Linked DNA regions of Homo sapiens: region 1 is linked to region 2. The links are chromatin loops, found by intact Hi-C in ENCODE. Cell type or tissue: dorsolateral prefrontal cortex. All regions are shown on one strand. Each heading gives the region's core, and the rest is flanking DNA. Links, peaks and the distances in the headings are about the cores only. Region 1 overlaps OPCML (opioid binding protein/cell adhesion molecule like). Region 2 has its middle 11 kb from the start of SPATA19.

What was found. A loop is a pair of places that touch in the nucleus more often than their neighbours do. Peaks named below come from ENCODE experiments on the same cell type or tissue, not always from the same donor. Only the 100,000 strongest peaks of a DNase experiment are listed, where the experiment ranks them.
Region 1: a loop joins it to region 2, with 6 times the contacts of the local background. A loop is called at or near these places in 71 of 110 quality-filtered maps.

Annotation. Positions count from the first base shown.
Region 1 is chr11:133,128,901-133,141,470 of GRCh38, reverse strand. All of the region lies in intron 1 of OPCML (opioid binding protein/cell adhesion molecule like), which reads left to right. Among named protein-coding and RNA genes, the nearest start is that of OPCML-IT1, 230 kb to the left of the region's middle. RefSeq lists a silencer at 6,583-6,877. In dorsolateral prefrontal cortex, for the core only: CTCF peaks have their summits at 6,502 and 6,713 (motif pointing left); a DNase peak (open chromatin) is centred at 6,710; H3K27ac peaks cover 2,369 bases.
Region 2 is chr11:133,827,899-133,840,468 of GRCh38, reverse strand. It overlaps a transcript of SPATA19 not described here. Among named protein-coding and RNA genes, the nearest start is that of SPATA19, 11 kb to the left of the region's middle. In dorsolateral prefrontal cortex, for the core only: CTCF peaks have their summits at 5,103 (motif pointing right) and 8,980 (motif pointing right); DNase peaks (open chromatin) are centred at 5,128 and 8,163; H3K27ac peaks cover 1,303 bases.

The sequences.
Region 1 (12,570 bases), core at 2,817-10,816, 700 kb after region 2:
CTAGGGCTGCCCTGGTCAGGAGAGGACTTGAGGAACCCAAAAAAGATGAAGACTATTTTGTGGAGCAAAATTTGAAGACTTGTTGAAACCAGTTCTGTATGCACAGTTGATACAAACCAAAGGGAGAGGGAGAGCAAGCCAAAGAGAGAGAAAAAACAATGTGTGAACTCCAGGAGGGCTGGATCTGGAAACAAGAGTAAGGATGTCAGTGGAGAAATGGGTGAGGCCTCATGCGAGAGCCCGGCTTGGAATGGAGACCACGTGCCTGCACCATGCTGCCTTGTTCCTCTCCTTCACCTGCTGCAGCAGTGGTCATTTCACTCCAGGAGGCAATCTCAAGTCCACACACTTTGGCATTCAGCTGCTTCTTCTTCTCCTTCTTCTTCTTCTTCTTCTTCTTCTTCTTCTTCTTCTTCTTCTTCGTCGTCGTCGTCGTCGTCGTCGTCGTCGTCGTCGTCGTCGTCGTCGTCGTCTTCTTCTTCTTCTTCTTCTTCTTCTTCTTCTTCTTCTTCTTCTTCTTCGTCGTCTTCTTCTTCTTCGTCGTCGTCGTCTTCTTCTTCTTCGTCGTCGTCGTCTTCGTCGTCGTCGTCGTCTTCTTCGTCGTCGTCGTCTTCTTCGTCGTCGTCGTCGTCTTCTTCGTCGTCGTCTTCTTCTTCGTCGTCGTCTTCTTCTTCTTCTTCTTCGTCGTCTTCTTCTTCTTCTTCTTCGTCGTCTTCTTCTTCCTCGTCGTCGTCGTCGTCGTCGTCTTCCGTCTTCGTCTTCCGTCTTCTTCTTCCGTCTTCCATCTTTCTTCTTTCTTCTTTTCTTCTTTTCTTCCTCTTCCTCTTCCTCCTCTTCCTCCTCTTCCTCTTCCTCTTCTTCTCTTTCTTCTTTCTTCTTTCTTTTTTCTTCTTTCTTCTTCTTCTTCTTCTTCTTCTTCTTCTTCTTCTTCTTCTTCTTATTATTATTATTATTATTTTGAGACAGAGTCTCTTGTCACCCAGGCTGGAGTGCAGTGGTGCAATCTCGGCTCACTGCAACCTCTGCCTCCCAGATTCAAGCGATTCTTCTGCCTCAGCCTCCCAAGTAGCTGGGATTACAGGTGCCCGCTGCCACACCCTGCTAATTTTTGTATTTTTTTTAGTAGAGATGGCATTTCACCACATTGGCTAGGCTGGTCTTGAACTCCTGACCTCAGGTGATCTGCCCGCCTCAGCCTCCCAAAGTGCTGGGATTACAGGCGTAAGCCACCGCGTCCAGCCTATCAGTATTATTATTATTATTATTATTATTATTATTATTATTGAGACGGAGTCTCACTCTGTCGCCCAGGCTGTAGTGCAGTGGTGCGATCTCGGCTCACTGCAACCTCTGCCTCCCGGGTTCAAGTGATTCTCCTGCTTCAGCCTCCCCAGTAGCTGGGACTACAGGTGTGCGCCACTACGCCTAGCAAATTTTTGTATTTTTAGTTGAGATGGGGTTTCACCATATAGACCAGGCTGGTCTCGAACTCCTGACCTCAGGTGATTCGCCCATCTTGGCCTCCCAAAGTGCTAGGATTACAGGAGTGAGCCACCGCGCCTGGCCTCAACTCTATTTTTTCCTGCTTTTCCTCTTCTCGTTAAGACTCCCTAGTCACCTCAGGAAAATTACATTTGTTCTCTTTTATTTCCATTTGTGAGGGGAAAATATAAAAGTCTAATCATGACTGATCCGAATGGGAAGTGCTGGAGTCATATGCCTACTGGAGAAAAACTCAAGCCCCGCATTCATATGTAAAATTAGACATGGCCCAACAAAGGTGATATTCCCTGTTCCCATAGCTCCTAAATCATCAGCCACTCCCACTAAAGAATATCAGTCCAATCTGCCTCATTTCTTCTAATTACTCCTTCCCATTTCTAAGTGTCAGAACCCCAATAAAAACAAAGCAATTTATTTAGATCTAAATATTCAATAAATGTATCCTTAGTGCTTTCTCTGGAACAGCAGATGATCTGAAGGCAGGCAGATTGGATTCAAATTCCAGTTTCACCACTTATTAACTATTTAGCACTGGGCAACCTCTCTGAGTCTCGGTTTTTTCACCTGTAAAGTGGGGATAGTAATAGAGCTTACAGGAAGGTTAATGTGAGGATTACATTAATTAAGATATGTAAACACTTAGAATGGTTTCTGGTGCACAGTAAGCCCTGTAAAAGTGCTAGCAACGATTATTGTTTTGCTGTGCAAAGAGGTATTTAATGTAGTTTCTACCCTCAGTGAACTCATAGAAGGGAGGCTGATTTATATAGTTCAATTGTTCTCACATTTTGCTTAATTATTAGTGTAGCAGCACCATAATAAGTGCATTTCAGTCACATTACGTGTTAGATTACTTTTGTGGGCTCGTGGAGGCACCCTGACAATCATTTATGGCATATCTGGAAAAATGTATGCTAAGCTCCATATAGTCAACAAATACTTTGAAATACACTCTGTTCTAATTTGGGAAACTTAACTTGTACTTAGTATTTTAGTATTCTAAGTCTGTTCATTCAGCTGGGTAGGAGGTTCATGTCAATGAAAGACCCTCTTTCTAGGTTTATGAATGGAGAATAGACTTGCTGATCATTCAAGCATTCCGGGCAATGCTTAGGAGCTCAGTAAAGGCAGGTTCATTATGTAGGCATCTCTATGAATGCCTACTCTTGGAGAAGACCTGAGTGAGACCATCTGAGGGTCTTAGAGAGGGTTCGCTCTAAGACGCAGCTTTGGAACCAGTAAAATCTACAGCATCTACCAGGAGTGGGGTGGGAGATGTTCCCTTCATCTGTGGGAGGAGGGCCTTCCTTTTAGGCATAAATGGGATTTGGTAGTCCAAGAGGATAATGGGAATGGCTATGGAAGGCATGTTCATTACCATGGATTTACAAACAGGAAATTAAGCAGATTGTCCTATTTTCAGGTGAAGAAACTTGATTTTGAGAGGTTAGGAAATTTGCTCCAAATCAGAGGTAGATACTGGCTGTCTAGCCACCATAGAGGAGATCTATATATGGAGGAGGAGGGCAATAGGTTTCTACGTATGCTCCTTTCCCCATATGGTTACCTTGATTGAACAGAGGTACCCCTTGTCTTAATCCGTTTAGTGTTGCTGTAACAGATTAGCTGAGGCTGGGAAATTTAAAAGCAAAAGACGTTTAGCCCACAATTCTGGCGGCTGGAAAGTCCAAGAATATGGCACTGGCATCTGTTTGGCTTCTGGTGAAGGTCATACACTGCGTCAAGACATGGCAGAGAAGCAGAGTAGTGAGTGGGTGTGTGCAAAGAGACCAAACATGGGGAGGAACCACCCACTCTTTCTGGAACTAATTCAGTCCCATGAGAGTGAGAACTCGCTTTCAAGAAAGCATTAATCTATTCATGAGGAATCCACCCCCAGGACCCAAACACCTCCCACCGGGCCCCACTTTCCAACACTGCCACATTGGGAATCAAATTTTAACCTGAGTGTTGATGGGGGTAAAGCACATTCAAACCATAGCAGCTACCTTCCTAAAAGAACTCTTGAAAAAGGAACCTGTATTTTAGCTTCTTGGTGCATGTAATTTGCTGTTTGCAAACCTCTCTAGACTGTTCACACTTTCACTGGATGTCGATTTTTCCTGACATGCTTAAGAGCTCCTGATGTTGCTAGGAAGTGCAATTTGCTGCTAAAGTGTGAAACTTCTCCCTAAATGGAAAGGGGAGGAATATGAAACAATGACAACCTTTAGGTTCTTTTTCCCAGGAAGGACATAAAATGTTAACTTGAATTGAGCCTCCCTCTTGATCAGGACCTTGGCCTGTCTCAGGCGACCTTGATATTCAAAGTGGGTTTATAGGAGCAGAATAACATGATGATACACCAAACTCAATTTTATGGATCCTAAAGATATCAGAAGCAATATGGCCAGCATGATATTGACTCTTACTGAAGTACCTAATGCATGAGAGATATCTGGAACTCCTTGACATTCCTTCTGTGCTATGAGTCAGTCCTCTATTTAAAACAAGCAAACAGACACATGGCAAGTAATATCAACATCTTTAGAAGAAAAGTGTTGTATCCACATTGTTTCTCTCTGTGCCTAAGTAAAACCGCAGAAAAGTAAAAATCTCCATTTTAAGTAGAGTTAAAATATAAATAAGCAAATATAAGAACAGGATTTACACACAAATCTCCAAAGATCATTCACCAGCCTTCCAAAAGAGTGAATGCAGGAGTAAGGCAGAATAGTTGTTCACTTGAAATCATTAATAAAAACACACACTTAGAAGAGTTTTTCAAGAGAGGCTCAGCCAAATGCTCTGTAAAAATGCCCCCCACTTCCCAGAACCTTTCCACAAGTACCCAGAGCTTCCTGTTGTTAAATAGGAGCTAAACCAGCGATGAGAAAACCATCCTTCACGTTAATGGTCCTTTTGGCCTTTTTCTTCCTGCAAATATGCAAATTCTTTTGAGGGCATCCGTCATAACCATTTTTTCAAAATAATTTATTTTTTAAGGTAGACTTCTGATGACCATTCCTTTCTATAGAAAAATAATATTCCCTAAAATACCCCCATGAAACACATTAAAACCCCTTCCCCAACACACACACACACACACACACACACACACACACACACACACACACACGTGCACATAGAAACTGCAGTGGTATTTCCTTAACTAACAAAGCCCAACATTTTAGGTTCTTCGAAATCGAGCCACATCCTAAATTTCCAATCTTACTTCCAATGTAGCATTTCTTGCTCCACCTGCTCACTCCCGTATTCTCTCTCTCTTTCCCTCTCTCTATTCCCCACCCTTTCTCCTTTTCCCTATTCTCTCAGTCTTTCCAGCCTGAATGCCTGATTCCAGGAGCGCCTCTTCCTGGAATGCCCTTCCTCCCACCTCTGCCTCTTGTAAGCCAACCCAGCCCATTAGGAAGCAGCTCTATTTTTAGTGTTAGATGCTTCCAAGACACTTTCTGCTCCTGGTGTGCTACAAAGGCTTCAGTATTGATCTGGAAGCTGCTTTCTGGAGCCTTGATCCCAGTCTGTCTCTGCAGTGCTTGCAAACTCCATCTTCTAGAAAGTGGGGAAAAAAGTTGGGGCTCTGCACTAAAAGCTCCTTCTGCTTTGTTTGAGGGTGGGTTTGAGTTTGGCAGCAGAGGCATAGACACCACAGTCAAAAGCTTTATTCCCACTCTTCCATTGCTGTATTTCTCTTCATGCATATCATTCCAAACTCTTACTCCTCTATCTTGACTCATAAGAGCCCTTCTTCACAAATAGAAACCTAAATGGGTTTTACTGTATGCATTATTAATTTTTCTTAGGTGTCTCCTACTCTCAGTCTCAAACACTACATCCCTGAGCATCTGCAAATGCCAGTAATGAGTTTCTCATAGTAAATAGCTAGATTCTTAGGTCTTTTGAATAAATATGGGTGAAGAACGAACTATCAGAATGAGTCTGTGAAGGGTAATATGGTATTTCTTGGTCAATATTGCTTTTTTGTCCCACAGTGGAGTTCTGCCGCTGTTACATATGGCAACTTTCCAACTTGGGTAATTACATTCTGCTTACCTCTTGTTTCTCTTGTGGTTCCAAGATAACTTATCCTTCATGTCCTTTCCTAAATAAAATAAAGAAGCCTACTTTTGGTTCCGCTATTTGCGGAGACAACTGAGGTAGAGAGAGGTAGCAGAGTGGAAAAAGGACGCTACTTTGAGGATCCTGCACATAGACACTCCAACGCATTCTAGTGGGAATGTTAACTCCATAGAGCCTCAGTCTTCGCATCTGTATTTTGGGAGTCTTCTGCCCTACTCTAAATTGTTATGGAGATTACACAGAATATTACAATGAAAAGGACTTTTAAAAGTACTATAAATATCTATGGGAGATTGTTGGTCGCCCACACAGAAAATTCAACTGGGTAGGGACAGGTTTAGCAGAGCATTTCCTAAGAGAGGAAACCCTCCTATCTCAAAAACAAAACCCAGTCTGTCCCAACAGTTAAAAAAAAAAAAAAAAAAACCTATGGAGGGCAAAGAATAGGAATCAACACACCCACCTCTTGCACAGGAAAGAGGCAAAGCTGTTGAAGGAGAAACAGGACAGAAACAGGAGTCAAAGGGTGTGATTCTGGTAGAACCTCAACAGTTAACTAGCCAATCACATGCTAATCATAAGGCTAGTGTGCCGTCTTAAATTCCTCAGTAACAGGCAGGGATCACTAACGCTTCAGCTGTTATTTATTGTTATGAATATTGTTGTGAAGATCACAAGAGATAATATACCATCAAATGAGAGGCCCATGCGTTGTTAATTAACCAAACTGGAGTGCCAGCCAAAGCAAGATATGCTAACCAGGGAGAAAAATGCCTTTCAGAGCAGTTTTTCCAGAAATTTCCTTTTAGTGATTGTACAATTCAGTGCTCTTGATTCTAAAATGAATATGAGGCTGTTTTCAAGAAAGAAAGGGAATCAGTGTGTGTAAAATGTGCACTAGAACAATATCCAGGAAATGAAGAGGAGGAGAGTCTGGGAATGGAAAAAATACTCCAGAAAATACAAGTAAAAGAAAGTGGCTGTAATTATGCACAACAGCTCTGAGCCAAGGAACCTTACTGGTGTTTCCTGCTGCCTTGTAGCTGGGGTGCAGGGAGCTCTCTGCGCCCTCCTGGCATGAATGACTTTGGGTGCAGGGAGAACAGCACCACCTGGTGGTCGTAGCAGGATGGTGGCTCATCTCGCTTGATGTGGGCTGGGCTCCTTTGCAGGGTTCACGCAAGAGTTCCCTTGGAGCAAGGAAGACAGCGGACAAGACCTGGAGCAAGTCGAGGATATTTCAGGAGGAGAGCCCATGGCCGAGGCGACGCAGCAGGAAGAGAGGGCCAAGAGTCATCCCCCAAGGGGTGACTGCCCAGTTCCCCTTTCTCTCCTGCCTCCACTGCCCTGGAAACAAGAGCACAGGGGCCATATGCAGCTCACTCACCCACCTAAGACTCTGAGGAAGGCCTTTCCGAAGAAATGGAAGGACTGTGGCTCAGGACAGAGGTGCCTCAGTCCCTGGGACTTCCAGTGTTTGGGAGGAAAGACCTTGCACCACTGAAGAACTCCCTTCTATTATTCTATGTGGATTTCATTTTGTAGATGCTCAAATCACTCGGAGCACCTTTCCCTAGTTAAGTCTGCAAGTGGGGAAGTGAAGCAGGTTTTGTGGTGCTGGTCATGTGAGCAGGAAAGGGGCATGGGATGGAAGGCCTGGGAATGTCTTATTAATAGTTAAGTGGACAAGGCTGATAATGGGATATCTTTTTATTGGCCCCACAGGTAAGTTATAATACACAAGCTTGCAGGCAGCTCCTGTGATTTGCATTGATACAATTCAGGCTGAGGTTTTCATTATGTGGCAGGGATGATACAGGAGCCTGTATTATCAAAGGCAGCTGAAAGGAGTTCAGGAGCGATCTCATATTCTGTGTATGCGTATTCATTAATGGTTAGTAAGGTGCTTTGTCCCGTGTGATATTGGATGTTTCATGTTGAATCATTAACAACTTGAACAGCTTTATACATATGTCTTATTGATGTGTAAAGTCATTGCAACCTAGGCTTTTTCCCCCCCGAATGAATGAGTTCTGCTTTACTTGGGCTTATGCAAAAAGCCTAGTGACATTTTCACTGAGCACAGGCAACTCGTGGATGGGAAAGGGGCTGGCAAGGCAAACCCCAGGAAGCTGGCAGTCTGGTGTAAGAGACACAGGGATGGTTGGTTTTTAAAGAAACAGCATGGCAGCAGGGGATGTTATTAATCAAAGGGAGGGTGGATTCTGTAGTTGCTGCTCAAGGGAAAGAGAGGGGAGCTACTACACTTCCTGGGGGATGGCATAAGGGACACGTTTTCCGAGGGTGATCAGGGGTTCTTCTGGAAAGGGGATGGGGAGAACGGGCTGCCTGTGTTGCCCAGGGGGCAAGGAGAGGAGAGTAAATGATGAGCAGCCCGAAGGTGAGGGAAGGGCTGCATGAGGTAGGCAAGAGAAGATGCCAGAAGATGGAAGAAACGAAAATGTTTAGCAGCTGACAGTAAGAAAATGTGGAGGCTAAAAACAAAGGAGCCAAGGCAGCTTTTCCTGGCTGGAGATGGGAAGAATAAATGGGATCAGAGTTAGAAACCAATTATCTCTGATTGCACAATCAGGACACTGCTTCCGAACCAGACTCCAGCCGCCCTGCCACCCAGGGGCCTGAGGCCACCTAAGGATGATGTCAGATCTCAGGAACTGTTGCATCTGATTCCACTTCAGCCCTGATTATCATTAGGCAACATTTGGAGGCCATGCCTTCTGAGTCCTAACAAAGCAGAGAATTTTCAGGCTGTGTGGGACCTACTTTGCAGGCAGAATTTTAATTTCTGAGTTATTAGACACCAAACAACCTGAAATAAGCTTTCTGGTTTCTCTGACGTTGGTTCTAAGCCCTCACAGAGCTTCCTGAAAAGTTCAGGACTTCATGCCAGCCCTAACGCCACTGGCCAGTCTACCGACCACCCATCTCCATATCTTTGGGCCCTGAGTATCTTTGTGGACTTTGTCCCCCAAGTTTTTTTTTTTTTTTGCTTCCCTTTGTGATCCCAGGAAAATACTGATCGCTTCTATCACAGTGGATGAGTTGCATTTTCTATTTTTTGTGTAAATAGAATTATAGAGAATGTACTCTTGTTTTTTCTGGCTCCTTTTCACTCAACGTAAGTATTTTGAGATTCAGCCAAATGTGTGTATCAATATGTCCTTTCTTTTCATTGCTGATTAGTATTCCATTGTATCGGTGCACCACAGTTTGGTTGGCCATTCAGCTGTTGGTCAACATTTGGGATGCTACCAATTTGCAGCTATCATAAAGTTGATATGAATATTAGCGTATACCTTCATTTATCTTGGGTACATGCCTAAAAGAGGAATGGCTGGCTCATATAATAGGTGTGCTTCACTCTTCAAGAAACTGTCACACTATTTTCCAAAGTAGTTGTATCATTTTACATTCTGACCAGCAGTGTATGAGAGGACAGAGTCCTCCATATCCTCACCAGCACCAGGTATAATCAGTCTTTTTAATTGTAGCTGTTTGAATAGTGTTGTAGTGGCTTGTCATTGCAGTCTTAATTTGCATTTCCCTGATAACTCACGATGTCAGGCATCTGTTCATGGGCTTATTATCCAGTGGTGTATCTTCTTTGGTGAAGTGTTTTTCAAATCATCTGCCAATGTTTTAATTGGGCTGGTATTTCTTAGCGTTAAATTATGAGAGTTTCTGTGTATTCTGTCTACAAGTTCTTTATTAGCTGTATGATTTGAAAACACTTTCAGTGGTATTTGTCTTTTAGTTTTCTATACAATGTCTTTCAAAAAAATTTTTAATTTTGATGAAGTCCAACTGTCACTTTGTTGTTTTATGAAAGTTTCTAAAAGTTTTACAGCGTTATATTTTACATATAGGTCCATAATCCATTTTAAGTTAATTTTTGTATATGGTATAAAATATGGATTGAAGTCCATTATTTTGCATATGGATATGCAATTTTTCCAGCACCATTTGTTTAAAGGACTATTTTTTCTCCACTGAATTGCTTTAACACATTTGTCAAAAACCAGTTGTCCATATAAAGACAAAAAGAACATACAATTAGACATCTGGGCTCTGTGAGGTTCAAACATGTTAAGACAGCACTTGAAATTTTAGGTCTTAAATATATGCAAACATTCATGGGCAGGTTTTTATGTGGACATAAGTATTTAACTCATTTAGGTAAATACCTAAGGGTGTTATTGCTATATCATAGAGTAAGCCTATGTTTAACTTTGTAAGAAACTGCACACTGTCTTCAAAATTGTCTGCATCATTTTACATTTCCACCAGCAATGATTGAGAGTTCCTGTTGCTTCACATCCTTGTCAACATTTGGGGTTGTCACTATTTTTAATTGTAGTAAATTTTAATGGTCTGTAGTGGGAGATCATAGTTGTTTTAACTTGTCATTCTCTGATGACATATGATGTTGAACTTTTTAAAATAATTTTCTCCTATGTTATACTCTAGAAGTTGTGCTGTTTTGCTTTTTACATTTAAATTTATGGTCCATTTTGATTTAATTTTGGGGAAAGACGTAAGGTCTGTGACTTACATCATTTTGGCTGCTGTAAAAACATACTATAGTCTGGGTAGATTATAAACAACTGTAGGAAATAGACATTTATTTCCTACAGTTCTGGAGTATGGGAAGTCCAAGATCAAAACACACATTTAGTGTCTGCTGAAAGCCTGCTTCCTGGTTCACAGACAGCCATCTTTTGCTCTGTCCTTGCATGGTGGGAGGTACAAAAGCCCTCTCTAGGGTCCCTTGTGTAAGGACACTAATCCCGTTCATGAGGCCTTTGCTCTCATGACCTATTCCCCACCCCAAATTCCCACCTCCAAATATCATCACACTGGGAATTAGGTTTCAACATAGATATTTTGGCAGAGGCAGTGAGGGAGTGACATTAATATTCAGCCTACAGTGGTCTATGTCTAGATTCATTTTTTTTTTGCATGTGGATATTGAATTATTCCAGCACTATTTGTTGAAAAGCCTATCTGTTCTTAATTAAATTTCTTTAGCTCCTTTGTCAAAATTTAGTTGACTATGTTTGTGTGGATCTATTTCCAAGCCCCCTGTGCTGTTACATTGATCCGTTTGTCTGTTCCTTCGCTAATAACACACTGTCTGGATCACTGTAGCTTTGTATGTCTTGAATTTGGATAGTACCAGTTCTCTTACTTTGTTCTTCTTTAATATTGTATTGGTTATTTGGGGGTCTTTGTGTTTCCATTAAAGAATTTAGAGTCTTAAGTCATCATAGTAATGTTTTAATAATATTGTCTTTCTATCTATGAACACGAAATATCAATTTATTTAGGTCTTTGATTTCTTTTATCAGAATTTGTAGTTTTTCTCAAATAGATCTTGTGCATATTATGTTAGATTTATATCTAAGTATTTCAATATTTTGGTGCTAATGTAAATGAAAAAAATGTTTGGCCAATATTTCTAAAAACATTTTTTATGTTCCTTTCTCCTTTCCTATAGCAACTCAATTTACATGTATATTTGGCCTCTTGAAGTTATCTCACAGATCATTAATGTTCCACACATTTTCTTTTATCATATATTTTCTTCTATGCTTCATTTTCAGTAGTTTTTATTGTTGTGTATTTGAGTTCAGTATTTTCTTCTTCATTGTCTAATCTGTCATTATTCTTATCTAGTATTTTCTTTATCTCACACATTGTAGCTTTTTATTTCTGGAAGTATGGCTTAGATGATTGTTTGCTCATTTTTCATGTCTCTGCTTAACTATTTGAACGTATGGAATACAGTTATAATAACTGTTTTAGTATCCTTGGTTACTAATTCTAATATCTATACATAATTTGTGTCAATTCTTGCTTTTTTTAATTGACTGATTTTTTCAATATGAATCATATTTTACTGCTTCTTTATTTTTATTTATGTATTTATTTTATTTTAGAGATAAGTTCTTGCTTTGTCATTCTGACTGGAGTGCAATAGTGTGATCATGGCTCACAACAGCCTCAAACTCCTGTGTTCAAGTTACCTTCCTGCTTCAGCCTCCCAAGTAGCTGAGGCTACAGGCATGTGCCATGACACACACAGCTTTTTATTATTATTATTGTTGTAGAGATGGGTTCTTGCTATGTTGCCCAGGTTGGTCTCACACTCCTGGCCTCAAGCAGTCCTCCCACCTCAGCCTCTCAAAATGCTGGAATTATAAGTGTGAGACACCACACCCAGTCCTTGCTTCTTTACATGCCTGATACTTTTTAAACTAAATGCCAGGCATGGGGAATTGTATCTTGTTGTGCACAAGATATTTCTATTTTTCTATAAGTATTATTGACCTTTGTCCTGGGATACATTTGAATTACAAGAAAATAATTTCATCCATTTGGGTTTTGCCTCTGAAATGTGTTAGGCAGAACTTAGGACTAATCCCTCCTTACTGAAAATCTTTCGGTGTACTCTACCCAATATCCGGTGCATTACACGGCTTTCCTGCGTGGTGGCTAGGAGCAAGCACTCTTCTTGGCCCTGTGTGCTGCTACTACTAACCCTCTCCCCTGCCTTGGGTAGTTCCCTTACGTGCATGGTCTGATCTGTACTCAACTGAGTACTTGGGAGGAGTTCTTTGTAGATCTCTGAAGCTCTCTCTCTGTGTAGCTAACTCTCTCCTCTCTAGCACTCCATTCTGGAAACTCCAGCTGCTTTGATCTCCCCCAGACTCTCAACTTCATCTCTTCAACTCAGAGAGTCTTTCAGTTCCCACCTGTTTCCCCTTCCCCTGTGTAAACTCTTAAGGCAATGAGTTGTCACAACTGTGGGTTTACTTTGTTTTCCAGCTCTCGCGGACCTCTGTCTCATCACCTGATGTTCAGGGCCTCGAAGATGATTGCTGTAGATATTCTGTGTGTTTTTTTATTGTTTCAGGTAGGAGGGCAAAACTGGTCCCTGTTACT
Region 2 (12,570 bases), core at 1,416-9,415:
CATAAGAAGGAGTGCTCTGTGGCTGGGGCAGGGAGAACTTTTTGAGGGAAGTGTGCTGGTTTGTTTCAGACATTTATGTTATCTGCACTTATTCCTTCTCTAGCTCTCTTCCTTTTTAATGTAGATTTGAGTTTCTGCCCTATATCCTTTTCCTTCTCTTTGAAGAACTCCTTTTAAGGTTTCTTGCAAGGTAGCTGTACTAGTGACAATTTCCTTCAATTTTTGATGGTTGGAGAGTCTTTATTTGTCCTTCTTTTGAAAGGTAATTTTGCAAGATACGGAATTCTAGGCTGACAATCTTTTTTTCTTTCAACACTTAAATATTTTACTCCACTCTCATCTTGCTTGTACGGTAACCGAGGAGAAGCTGGATATAATTTCTATCCTTGTTCCTCTATAGATAAGGTGTTTTCCCTTTCAAGAAATTTTGTCTTTGATTTTCTGCAGTTTGAATGTGATATGACTAGGTATAGTTATTATTGTTATTATTATTATTATTTTTTGCATTTATCTTGCTTGGTGTTCTCTGAGATTCCAGGATCTGTTGTTTGGTGTCTGTCATTAATTTTGGAAAATTCTCAACTACTAATCAAACTCTTTTTTGCGGGTATTCTTCTCTCTTTTTATTCTCCTTCTTGTCTTCCCGTTACACATATGTGACACCTTTTGAGATTGTCCCACAGTTTTTGGAAAATGTTTCACTTTTTTCCACTCTTTTCTTTTTCTCTTTGTGTTTCAGTTTGGGTAGATTCTACTGACATTTCTTTTTTTTAAATTTTTTAATTATTATTACACTTTAAGTTTTAGGGTACATGTGCACAACTTGCAGGTTTGTTACATATGTATACATGTGCCATGTTGGTGTGCTGCACCCATTAACTCGTCATTTAACATTAAGTATATCTCCTAATGCTATCCCTCCCCCCTCCCCTACCCCACAACAGGCCCCGGATTGTGATGTTCCCCTTCCTGTGTCCATGTGTTCTCATTGTTCAATTCCCACCTATGAGTGAGGACATGCGGTGTTTGGTTTTTTGTCCTTGTGATAGTTTGCTGAGAAAGATGGTTTCCAGTTTCATCCATGTCCCTACAAAGGACATTAACTCATCATTTTTTATGGCTGCATAGTATTCCATGGTGGATATGTGCCTCATTTTCTTAATCCAGTCTATCATTGTTGGACATTTGGGTTGGTTGCAAGTCTTTGCTATTGTGAATAGTGCCGCAATAAACATACGTGTGCATGTGTCTTTATAGCAGCATGATTTATAATCCTTTGGGTATATACCCAGTAATGGGATGGCTGGGTCAAATGGTATTTCTAGTTCTAGATCCCTGAGGAATCGCCACGCTGACTTCCACAATGGTTGAACTAGTTCACAGTCCCACTAACAGTGTAAAAGTGTTCCTATTTCTCCACATCCTCTCCAGCACCTGTTGTTTCCTGACTTTTTAATGATCACCATTCTAACTGGTGTGAGATGGTATCCCATTGTGGTTTTGATTTGCATTTCTCCGATGGCCAGTGGTGATGAGCATTTTTTCATGTGTTTTTTGGCTGCATAAATGTCTTCTTTTGAGAAGTGTCTGTTCATATCCTTTGCCCACTTTTTGATGGGGTTGTTTGTTTTTTTCTTGTAAATTTGTTTAAGTTCACTGTAGACTGTGGATATTAGCCCTTTGTCAGATGAGTAGGTTGCGAAAATTTTCTCCCATTTTGTAGGTTGCCTGTTCACCCTGATGGTAGTTTCTTTTGCTGTGCAGAAGCTCTTTAGTTTAATTAGATCCCATTTGTCAATTTTGGCTTTTGTTGCCATTGCTTTTGGTGTTTTAGACATGAAGTCCTTGCCCATGCCTATGTCCTGAATGGTATTGCCTAGGTTTTCTTCTAGGGTTATTATGGTTTTAGATCTAACATGTAAGTCTTTAATCCATCTTGAATTGATTTTTGTATAAGGTGTAAGGAAGGGATCCAGTTTCAGCTTTCTACATATGGCTAGTCAGTTTTCACAGCACCATTTATTAAATAGGGAATCTTTTCCCCATTGCTTGTTTTTGTCTACTGACATTTCTTGAAACTCCAATTCTTTCCTCAGCCTTGTCCAGTCTACCAATGAGTCCTTCAAAGACATTCTTTATTCCTATATAGTGTTTTTGATTACTGGCATTTTCTTTAGACTTTTTTTCTTAGAGTTTCCATCTCTCTGTTTACATTACCCATCTGTTCTTGCGTGTTGTCCACTTTCCCCATTAGAGCCCTTAGCATATTTTTCATAGCTGTTTTAAATTCCCAGTCTAATAATTCCAACATATCTGACTGGTTTCTATACTTGCTTTGTCTCATAAAGCTATGTATATATATTTTTAGCAAGCTTTGTAATTATTTTGGGGAAAGCAGGACATGATTTATCAGGAAAAGGAGCTGCGGTAAATAGGCCATTAGTGTGAGGCTGTATGTTTACCTGGCTGGGAGGCTGTGTTTATGGTTTTGTAGCATGTCAGAGGTTAAGGTTTCCTCTGGCATCCTTGTCTTTGTCTTTCTTGTTGTCTTTGAGTGTCCCTAGAGGCTCCTTCTTAAATAGAGTCTGAGGTTTACAGTTATTTCTGCTGTAATCCCGTTATTATATAACCAGGGATTACATAATTATATAATAATTTAACACAATATGGGAAGCCTATATTGTGGTGATAAGTGCGTGGGAGGGGAAGTGTTCTATATTTGCAAGATTAGTTCTCAGTGTTTAGTGAGCCTTTCCCTCTGGGCTGTGACCTTTCTGTGTGATTCTCAGCTTCCCCCCTCATTGACCTTAGGAAAGACAGGAAGGCTAGAGGGGAGGGTCTGGAGTTGGGTATTCCCCTTCTCCCAGGCTGGCTTGGCCCTGGCAAAATAGTTTCCCTTGAGGGTGGGCTCTTGTTAAGGAGAACAGAATGCTCTGGACATATTTAAAAATGGCTACTTTCCCCTTCTCTTTTCATTGTGAGGAGCTAGTAGAGCTCCTAAAGGCAAAACTCATGAAAGTGTGGGGATCCCCCCAATGACTGGGCCCTGGACTTTTTAATAGTCAACATTGTCCACACTTAGCCTCCAGCAATTTGTCAGTTACAGTTTAGGTAGTTTAGGTTTTCCTGCCCAGCACTGTTTCCTGTGGAATTTTGTGTGCCTGGTCTTCTGTCCAGTAAGTTGTGAGTCTCTGTATCCAACTTTCTGCCTTTCCAGTCTTCAGGTCAGTGGTTTGCCTTCTGAGCTCAGTTCTCTGAGGGATTTAAGAAGAGTTGTTGATTTTCAATTTATTCAGTTCTTATTGTTAGGATGAGAGTGATGACTTCCAAGCTCTTTAAATATCAAACTAGAACCCGGAAGTCTTATTGAAGTATTTATTGAGTGTCCACGAGAATGACCACTGATGTTCGCTGAGCACTTTCTATATGCCTGGTCCTATCCAAGGACTTGAAATGTATCCAAGCACTAAGCCAAGCAGGCTTTGGCATAGATATTAGTATTATTATTAGAGAGGAGATAACACAACACGTAGGTTAAGTACCTTGACCAGAGTCACTTTGGTGACTGGAGAGTGCTAGAACCCCAGCCTGGCTTTCTTGACCACTTTGTTATGCTGTGTGTGCACCCCAGACCAGCCCTGGGAATACAGCAATAAATAAGACCCACCTGGTCCCTGCCCTGGTAGAACTTTCATTTTGATGAGGCAGATGAATTTTACACAAACTCATTAGTTGTGAGTCACAATTTTCATAACTACTTGAAAGGTGAAGTCTTACATATAATGGGAACTTGCCTTACTCAGAGAAGAGAACCTAGATTTCTATTTTAAAATCGTCATCCCCATTTTACAGATGAGGGACAGTCAGTCCAGAGAGGCTAAATAGCTTTCCTGATGTCATCCAGCCATGAAATGGCATAGCCAGAGTTTGAATCCAAATGGTCTCATGCCAGAGCCAGTGTCCTTAACCCCTGCCCTCTCCAGCAGAGCTGGGTGAAGGATCAATTCGGTTGTTGTTGGTGGTGAGCTTTACCTGCCAGACACTGCACAAGGAAGGGAGAGAGGCTAAGGTTCCTCCCCTGCCCCACTCTTCCTAGGGGCCAGGACACCTGGACTTTCTCTCCCCACCACCTTTCCCTCCCAGCCTCCCTTTGCCTGCATGCTCCAGTAAGGTAGGGCGAGGGAGTAGAGGATGAGTAGGAGGTAACCAGGCAGAGGGGCAGGAGAGCAGCCAGCCCTGGGCAGCAGCAAGTGAGAGGGCTCTGAGAGGGGAGAGAAGTCTGGCTTCATGGACACACCAAAAACCTATTCTGGCTAGATGGGAGAGAGGGAGTGAGAGGGGGCATGGGGGAGGCTGTCAAGAGGCCGGTTGGGCCATGTGGCAAGTGGAGACCTGGTTAAGGATCCTGCCTTATCCCAGCAGAGACAGGAAACAGGATGTGCAGGAATGTTAAAGCAGGAAGTGATTTTACACGTGGAGACAGGCTGTGCCAAAGGACGGCGGCAGAGAGCCCAGGAAGGATCCACTGGGCAGTGGCAGGTTCGTGTGAGATGGGAGCGGCGATCTGGCGATACATGGCTCCTGGAGTGGGGGAGAAGAAAGGTCCTGGGGGCACAGTTGGGGGATGGTGCTGCCATTAGCTCAGGTAGGTGGGCCTAAGTTGAGGAAATCAGTTCAACTTGGGTCCTGAGTCTGGGTCCCCATCAGATATCCCAGTGGTGATGGACACACAGGGCCTGGGTCCAGGGGAAGCTTGGAGAACACTGAAGGCAGAGAAGTGGCACAAGCCCAGGCTGCTGGAAAGGGGGTCCTGCCTGCTCGAGAATAGCTGCAGCCTGGATGTCAGCGGAGGAGAGGGGTGGAGAGGAGGTAAGCCGGCCTTCCTCAGAGCCCTGAGGGGGCTGTGCCCTTCCAAACGCTCACTCAGGTTTCTTGGGAAGGCAGGGAGCGGTGCTTGGCTTGCCAGAGCCCATGGTGCTGCTGCAGGGAGCACCTTTCTCTGAACTTAGTGGCCCTGGGAAGCAAGCAAAGGGAGGAAGCCCTCTCTCTCCACTATTGCAGCTGAGAAGCTGTTTCACTAGAAACCACCAGATGGTGACGTTTCCACACAAAAACCACATTTCCTGACGGTGACCTGGCCTTCCCTTTGAGTCAGCTCCTGCAGGCTGGGCCAGTAGAGATTTTAGCACCGTTTGGGAAGCCTCTGAAGATGGAGCACCTCTGAGTGTCTTCGTGTTGTTATGAATACAGTTCACATCCACCTGCCTGAACCACATAGCACCTATTCTTTCCAAGAACATTTGTGGAGCATTTATGCCCAGCACTGGGCCCGTGCTGTGTGAGGATACCCAGGTGAATGTTCTGTTATGTTCTCAAGGAGCTCAAATGGGTAGAAGGGCTGACTGCAAACAAATAATGAAATATTGTGTGAAAATAAGCCAAAAGGGTATAAATGGTAGAGCACAGAAGGGAGTGGTTTTCTCTGCTTGAGAGAAAAATTGTCAGCTGATTCCCAGAGGCAGTGATGCTTAAGCAGAGTTTTAGAGGCTTTCGCCAGGCTCTGACAACCAAGGAGAGGTCCTCCAGGCAAAGGGAAAGTCCAGTCCATGTCGCAAGGATGGAGGAGGGTTAGGGAACTGGGCCTGGCTGTCTGAATGTCTGGAATGCCGGTATGGTGGGTGGGGGTGTGGTGGGAGGAATGGCAGGAGAAGAGGCTGGGAGGTGGGTCAGGTGCTGAGAGGTGACAGGTGGGTGCAAAATAACCCCATGAAACTGGCAGAGGACCCGGGGGAGGAAGCATGGAAGAGCACCACGCTGGTCAGGTCTGGCTTCCCAGGGGAGAGAAGATGGGCCCAGGAAAAGAGGGGGAACACACGGCTTGCAGAAGGGGCTGGAGGGCAGCAGCCGGACAGGAATGGCTGAGTCACCCACAGGCTCCCACTGTCTGTCTCTCGCGCGCATCTGGAGTTTGGGGAGAGAGGGACCCATATTAGTATTATAGCCGCAGCTCCATCAAACCTAGGGTGGAAATGAAATCATTAAGTGGCTCAAATGGAGTTTTGTTCTGTGCATGATTAACCCCAGGAGGGGAGTTTGGGAACAAATATGCCTCCTCTACCTGTATTACAGGGGGACTGAGCTACGGTAAATTAAAAGAAAATCACTGGCAAATTTGGGACCAGTCAGCTGTGACCAAGCCATTTGTGTAGTTAAATGGAGCTGAAAGAACTAATCAAGGCTTTGTGGTCATGGATCCTTTGAGGGGAGAGGTGAGAGCTGGGGGTGGCAGGTGGGCGGGAAGCCAGTCCAGGAGGCCGCAGGTGGAGGTCTATCAAGGGACTGCTTGGTGGGGGTGGCAATGTGCGGTGCTGGCCTGTCTCTGTCTTGCAGGTCACTTCCTAATAGGACCTTGTTAATTCTGGACAGAGACAGGGGGGTCTCATGTGAGACAGACTCGTCCAGGCAGAGTCAAGCTCGGGAACACCAGAGAGACAGGGAGGGTGTGCCCACGTCCACCAGGGCAGGCGGCCTCCTGCGTGGGTCACTGCAGGGAGCAATGCGAGGTGCTGCTCCATGAACCGCACCCAGTGTTGTGAAGACCAAGCCACTGTCCTGGGGTGTCCACTGCGAGGTGGGGTGGGGCTCTGTCCCATCCCGAGAGGCGGAGTTTAGACACCCAGCCAAACCGGGACATGAAAACCGGGCGGGTGGTCTCCGATGCGGGAGAGGCTGCCTGGCGGGGGGCCAGCAGGGCAGGGGCAGGCGGAGGGCGGGGGTGCGCCGCGGGAAGGAGTGGAGCGGGCAGGGAGGCCCCGGGTTCCAGCGGGGCCTGAGACGCGCGATCAGGGCGCCGCGCGGCCGCGGAGTGGGGTGGCCCACGGGAGCCCAGACCCTCTCGGGGCTCAGCGGCCAGGGCGGGCGAGGCGCCCGCACCACCAGGCGACCGTGCGACGGCTTGCAGCGCTCGGCCACTGACCCACGTCATCCACGGGCCCGAGGGACCCCCGGCCCGACGCCCAGAGGCTTCTGCGGCTTCTCCCTTCGCGGGCCGGCCTGGGGAGGGCGCGGCACCACCCTGCCCTGAGGGACCGGGAACCTCGACCGGGGAGGCCACCCCGCCTCCGCCCGGCAGCCAGACGCAGTGTTCGACATGTTTTCCAATTACTTGGCAGGCTCCGCAGCGATGCTCGAAATTCATTTTCCATCCCGAGAGGGGAAAAACAAACGCAAGAGAAGGCAGCAGCTGCTCTCGGCGAGTTGGGAAACTTCGCCGCAACCAGCCGGAACCGGAGCGGGGCACCGGGCGGCTCGGGGTCCCCACCCCTTCCCCCACCCCCGCACCCCTGAACCCCCTACCCCGCGCCCCTCCCTCACCCCCGCACCCTCCATCCCCCTCCCCCTCCCCCTCCTCGCCCGCGAGGCTCCCCTGACTGTGGCCCCGGGCTCCTCCCGCCGCCCCTCCCCGCAGTCCCAGGCTCCTCTCCCAGCTCCTCCCCCCAGCCTCGCATCCCCCGCAGCCCCGCGTCCCCCTCCCAGCCCAGCGCCCGTCCCCGCTCGCTCCCGGAGCCACTGCCCTCCCCCGTCAGCCTCCTTCGAGCTTATTCTCTGGGCCTCTGGACCACAACAAGGTCCGCAGCCCGAAGGTCCCCAACCGGTGGGTTTGATCGCGGTGGGGAGGACAGGGCAGGACTTCGCGGGGCGGGCGGTGAGTGCAGAAAGTCCACACCCGCAGCTGCCCTCCCAGCCCTGTGGGCACGGCCGCTCTGCGAGGTCAGTCGCCCCCTTCTCTCCGCGGACCGTCGCGGCTGTTAGAATGCGCCTCCTCCTTTACTGCCGTTTCCCCATTGCCCCAGACACGGTGCGTGACATCGGTGCTCAGGAAATATTCGTGGAAGGAGTAAACGACTGGGTGGGCTTTCGCTGCTGTTTCTTAGCGCTCGCATCAGTTTTCTGCCTCCTCCGCCCTTCAGGGCCCTCGTTCTCTGTGTCTTCATAGGCACCTGTTCGTGGGCAGGCCTGGAGGTCCCGAAAATGAAGGCTGAGCGGGTCATGCAAGGGAAACCTGGTACGTGAGCAGGATTCCAGGGAAAAGGGCAGGTACAACAGTCTCTGCCTTATAAGCAGGTACAGCAGTCTCTGCCTTTTAAGGAGGAGGCGGGAAGGCTGAGTGAGCAGCTGCTTGTGGCGTGCTTTCAGCAAGGAAGATGTGCTTACCAGCAGCGTGTGTGCCCATGTGGGCTTCTGGGAGGCAGTGTAGCATAACTGCTAAGACGGCTTCCACCTTCGGATTGCCAGGCCTCGGACCCTGGCTTTACCATTTAGCGGCTGTGAGATTTTGAGCAAATGGCTTCACCTCTCTGTGCTTCTGTGTCCTGGAGTCCTGGTGAAGATCAAGTGAGATAGCATCTCGGTAGAGGGGGCATCACATGCCCGCCACTTGGTAGACCCTCAGTACAGGGTAGCTATGAGGATTCCTATACCCGGGAAGAGGCACCAGCCATAGCACAGCCCTTTCCAGCACCAATGACTGCTGGCTGTTAGTCTTCACGTTCATAAAACACTTTCCTAAGCCTTTTGTAATGTGAGTCGGTGATCTAGTCAGTCCAGAAGGAAATAGTCACTGCTCTCTAGGAGCTTATACTGGAAGGGAAAAGATTATGAGGGCCTCTAAAGATGTTGGGGAACCACAGACAAACATTTAGGAAAAATAAAAATATTAGGTGTGCATTTGGGAGCCGGTGTAGGAGGGGGTGTGCTGTCAGAGATTCATGTTTGGTCAACATGGGGGCTGCATATTTTCAAAGGAGAATCAGAGTCCTGGCTCTACGGGCTTCAAAGAGGGGCTCCCCTGAGGACCTGCTGGACCCAGGACTCCTGGCATTCTGAGGAGGGGGCTTCTTTGCGTCTTTGTGCCCCCTGAGGGAGGGCTCTCTGGGGCCTAGAATGGGAGGAGAGTGGTGTGGCATCCTGTGGCCAGCAGGTGATGCTGTTGATCTAGTGGTGCAGGTTGCCAGGTTCTGGATGGTGCCCTCCCACCCCCCACTCATGCCCCAGCTGCTGATTGCTCATTTTCCACTAAGTACCCTGTGCACAAGATACCAGAACACCCCCATTAGCTCCTGCAGCTAGCCCTGTGCTTGTTCTTCTGGTGGGGACAAGTTTCTCTACCCACCGTGGGCAGAACTGACTCCAGGATTTGGGAGTGAGCAGTGGACAGTAGACCTTCTATTCTATTCTGAGGGAAGAAGTGAGATTGGGCTGTGTTGCAGCGGGGACTGGTATTGACTTCTGGGGAAGTGGATTCACCTTGCCATGCCACAAAACCACAGTTTGTGCCTGCACACCCCTCGGGGCTTCTTCAGTCAGTTAGGATGTCTTGCAGGAGGGATGGAACAGGGGACCCTAAGGGCAGGGGTGGACAAAAGAAGGAGCAGCACCATGAATCAGAGTCCCAGAGCTGTGGAACCCCCTTTCGGGACCCAGGTCCTGCATCTACTTCCTCAAAGGCTGCAGCAAAGTGGAGCTTCTCCAACCTTCCTGGGTATGGGACTCCCTTCCAGGAGGTACTTATTAAAGATCCTCAGGCCAGGGTCTAGATACACAAGGATAAAGCATGCTGTTTTTCTCAGTGGAAGAGAACTTGGCAACTCCACGATCAGCACCAGGAGAACATTCTGCTTACTTCAGCTGCCCTTCACCTGGTCTTTGGAACATCTTTTGCTAATTATACTTGTGGCCACCCCCAGGTGTTCTGCCTTGCTTTGGTCCAGGAGAGTTAACAAAAAGGAGAGAAACAGAGAGACACAAGTTATAAACAATTTGGTTGAGCAGGTAGCGGGTAATCTCACCCAACTTGAGCCCATTAAGCACCCCCTGCCCCTGGTCCTGGATCCCTTGGCTTTAATCTAACCTTCTTTCTGAAGGGGTTGGTCCTGCATTCTACAGGGAAGAGACCCAACCAGCAGCATGGGTGTAGTCTTTCCCTGAGCCTCACAGGACAATGTCACCACTCATATTGCAGAAACGTGCACGCAGGGTGTGTGTGCCTTTGCACGTGTGCACACACTTTACTCCACTGGGCCTCAAGGTCAAATGATGCCTTATAAAATGAAAGAAAAGGGTGCTTTTCTTTGAATTTGCACCATTTGGCCCCCTTTCTCAGGGCCTGTGGCCAACAGTCTAGGGAGTCATGTGGGCCACGGGAGGAGAAAGCAATGGGGGCCACAGGACCGTGTCCGTGCCGCCATGCCTTTGCTGAGCTGTGTGGCAATGCTTACGTCACTTGACTTCTCTAGACATGGCGTTTTTCCATCTGCGAGTTAATAATGTCCTTCTCTCAGTGTTGGTATTAGGTGAGGCACTGCATGCAAATCCTCAGCACCATCTCTGGGCAGAACTGGTGGTCATTCATGTTATCTATGCCTCCATCCCCTGCTGCACCCCTTTTCTCCAAAGAGAAGAGGCGAGTTATTCAGTGTGTCCAGCTTACCCCTCTAGAAAATGGGACAGTTAGAGCCCCTCACCACCCAGAGTTGGTTTGAGCCAAAATTGTTGGGAGGAACTGGAGTTGGGAAGGGTGTTATGGTTTGATACTTTCATTGCCTCCTGCCTCGGGGTCTGGCCAAGACCATGGTGTTAGACTGTTCTTTGTCCAGTCCTCTGAGGCCTGCCTGTTCTCCCATCCTCAGGTTGGGTTTGTGCCACGGATCCCAGATGGGCTGACCTTGGGAACCACCCAGTGCCTGGCATATAGTAGACACTCAATAAATTGTGTTGAGTCATTAAACCTTGGATTGGCTGTGTGGCCTTGGACAAGCCCATTCATGTTTCTAAGCTCACAGGTGAAATGGGAATGATAATAACACCTGCATGGCAGGGACAGAGCAGTTGCACACAGAGCTTCTAACAGTGTTCTGCACGTTTGTTAAGTGCCTCAATAAATGCTGCCGAGATCAGTACAACACCGGAGGGATCGTAGCTCTTTCTTCACTCCTACTCTTGGGGGAATGTTTTAAAATAGAAAAACTGTTTCCATCGAGACATCCACCACCCAGAGCTTTGAAGGAGCAGGGAGAAGACTCAGAATGAATGTTGCCAATGAACAAACTTAAATTCCTGATGGGCAGAAATGTATCATTTCCTTTCCGCAACAGGAGAGGGAAAGTGACAGTGCAGGCAGCAGCTGCCTCCCTGCCAAGCCTCTGAATCTGAGACCCCTCCCAGTTCCAACCCCAGGAGCCTCAAGGGTTTGCACGGGTAAGTTGGGTTTGGAATACAAACATACTCCTGTCCTCAGTAAGCCACCAATGTGCAGGGATTGGATGCATGGAATTCTCTTCAGGCCATACTCCATAGAGTTATTTTAGATGACGAGATGACATCTCCGAGTTCACCTAATCCATCCCAGACAGATGAGGCCTATGCTTCTGAAACAGTCTGTGGGTCCTGCCCCGTGGCCTCCTTCTTCTTCCTAGGCTCCAAGTCTTCAGCTGTTCAGGCGGGAATGCCATTCCACATGCCTTTTCTCAGTCAACTCAAATGCCACATCCTCTGTGAAATGTGTCCTCTTTTTTCCTGGCCTCCAGCTCTCCACCAAGATTAAGTTCTTCTCACTGTCTATATATTAAGACGTCTCACTGTCTATATATTTAGCATAGTTTCTTTTTATATTATGTTTAAAAATAGTTCCCCCTTCTTCCCTGCCTCCCCACTCTCCTCCGCCAGCCATTTATGGGCCTGTCAGGCTCACTGCATTGTAAGATGCTTTAGGGCAAGATTTGGGTCTTGTCCATCTTCATGGTCTCAATAGAGGTTGAACTGATTCAATGTAGCCCGAACCACCCCACTAAAAAGCCAACCGATTTGCATGTTATGTTTTCAGACCCAGGCTAATGTGACACCCTACCTGCATTCCTAATCCTTCCATCCTTCCATGAACCTTCCCTTCCACCTCCTCTCCTCCCTCTCTCTGTCTTTCATGTCTCTCTCTGTTTCTGTCTCTCTTGATGCTATCTCTCCATCTATTTCTCTCTCTACCTGTCTGCCATCCACAGGTCTCACCCTCAGCATCATAATCCCCATGAGTGGGCTTGCTCCAGTCGCAAACAGTGTGTGTCGTTCCCTGGATGGAATTCTGTCATGGCTGTGAGACAGGTCCTCTGAGTGAACCCTGGCCATAGAAAGTATCTCTTGAAAGATCACTGTGGTGACCGTTCCTGTAGTAATCAATAGCCTCAGGATGGAGCTTTTGGAGTTGTGGTGTATGCTTAGGACTGAACACAAAGGCCTTTCCAGGGGGCATGAAAACCAAGAGGAAGACCAGCAAGAGTAGCTTTGCAAGATCTCCTTCCCCGTGTGGTACTCTCTGTCTCTCTCTCTCTCTCATGTCTCAGTCTCTTTTGATGCCATCTCTCCATCTCTGTCTCTCTCTCCATCTCTCTCTCTCTCTCCCTCTCTCCCTCTCTTTCTCTCCCTCTCCCTCTCTCTTGCTCTCTCTGCCATCCACAGGTCTCACCCTCAGCATCATGATCCCCATCAGTGGGCTTGCTCCGTTGCTAAGAATAAGCCCTT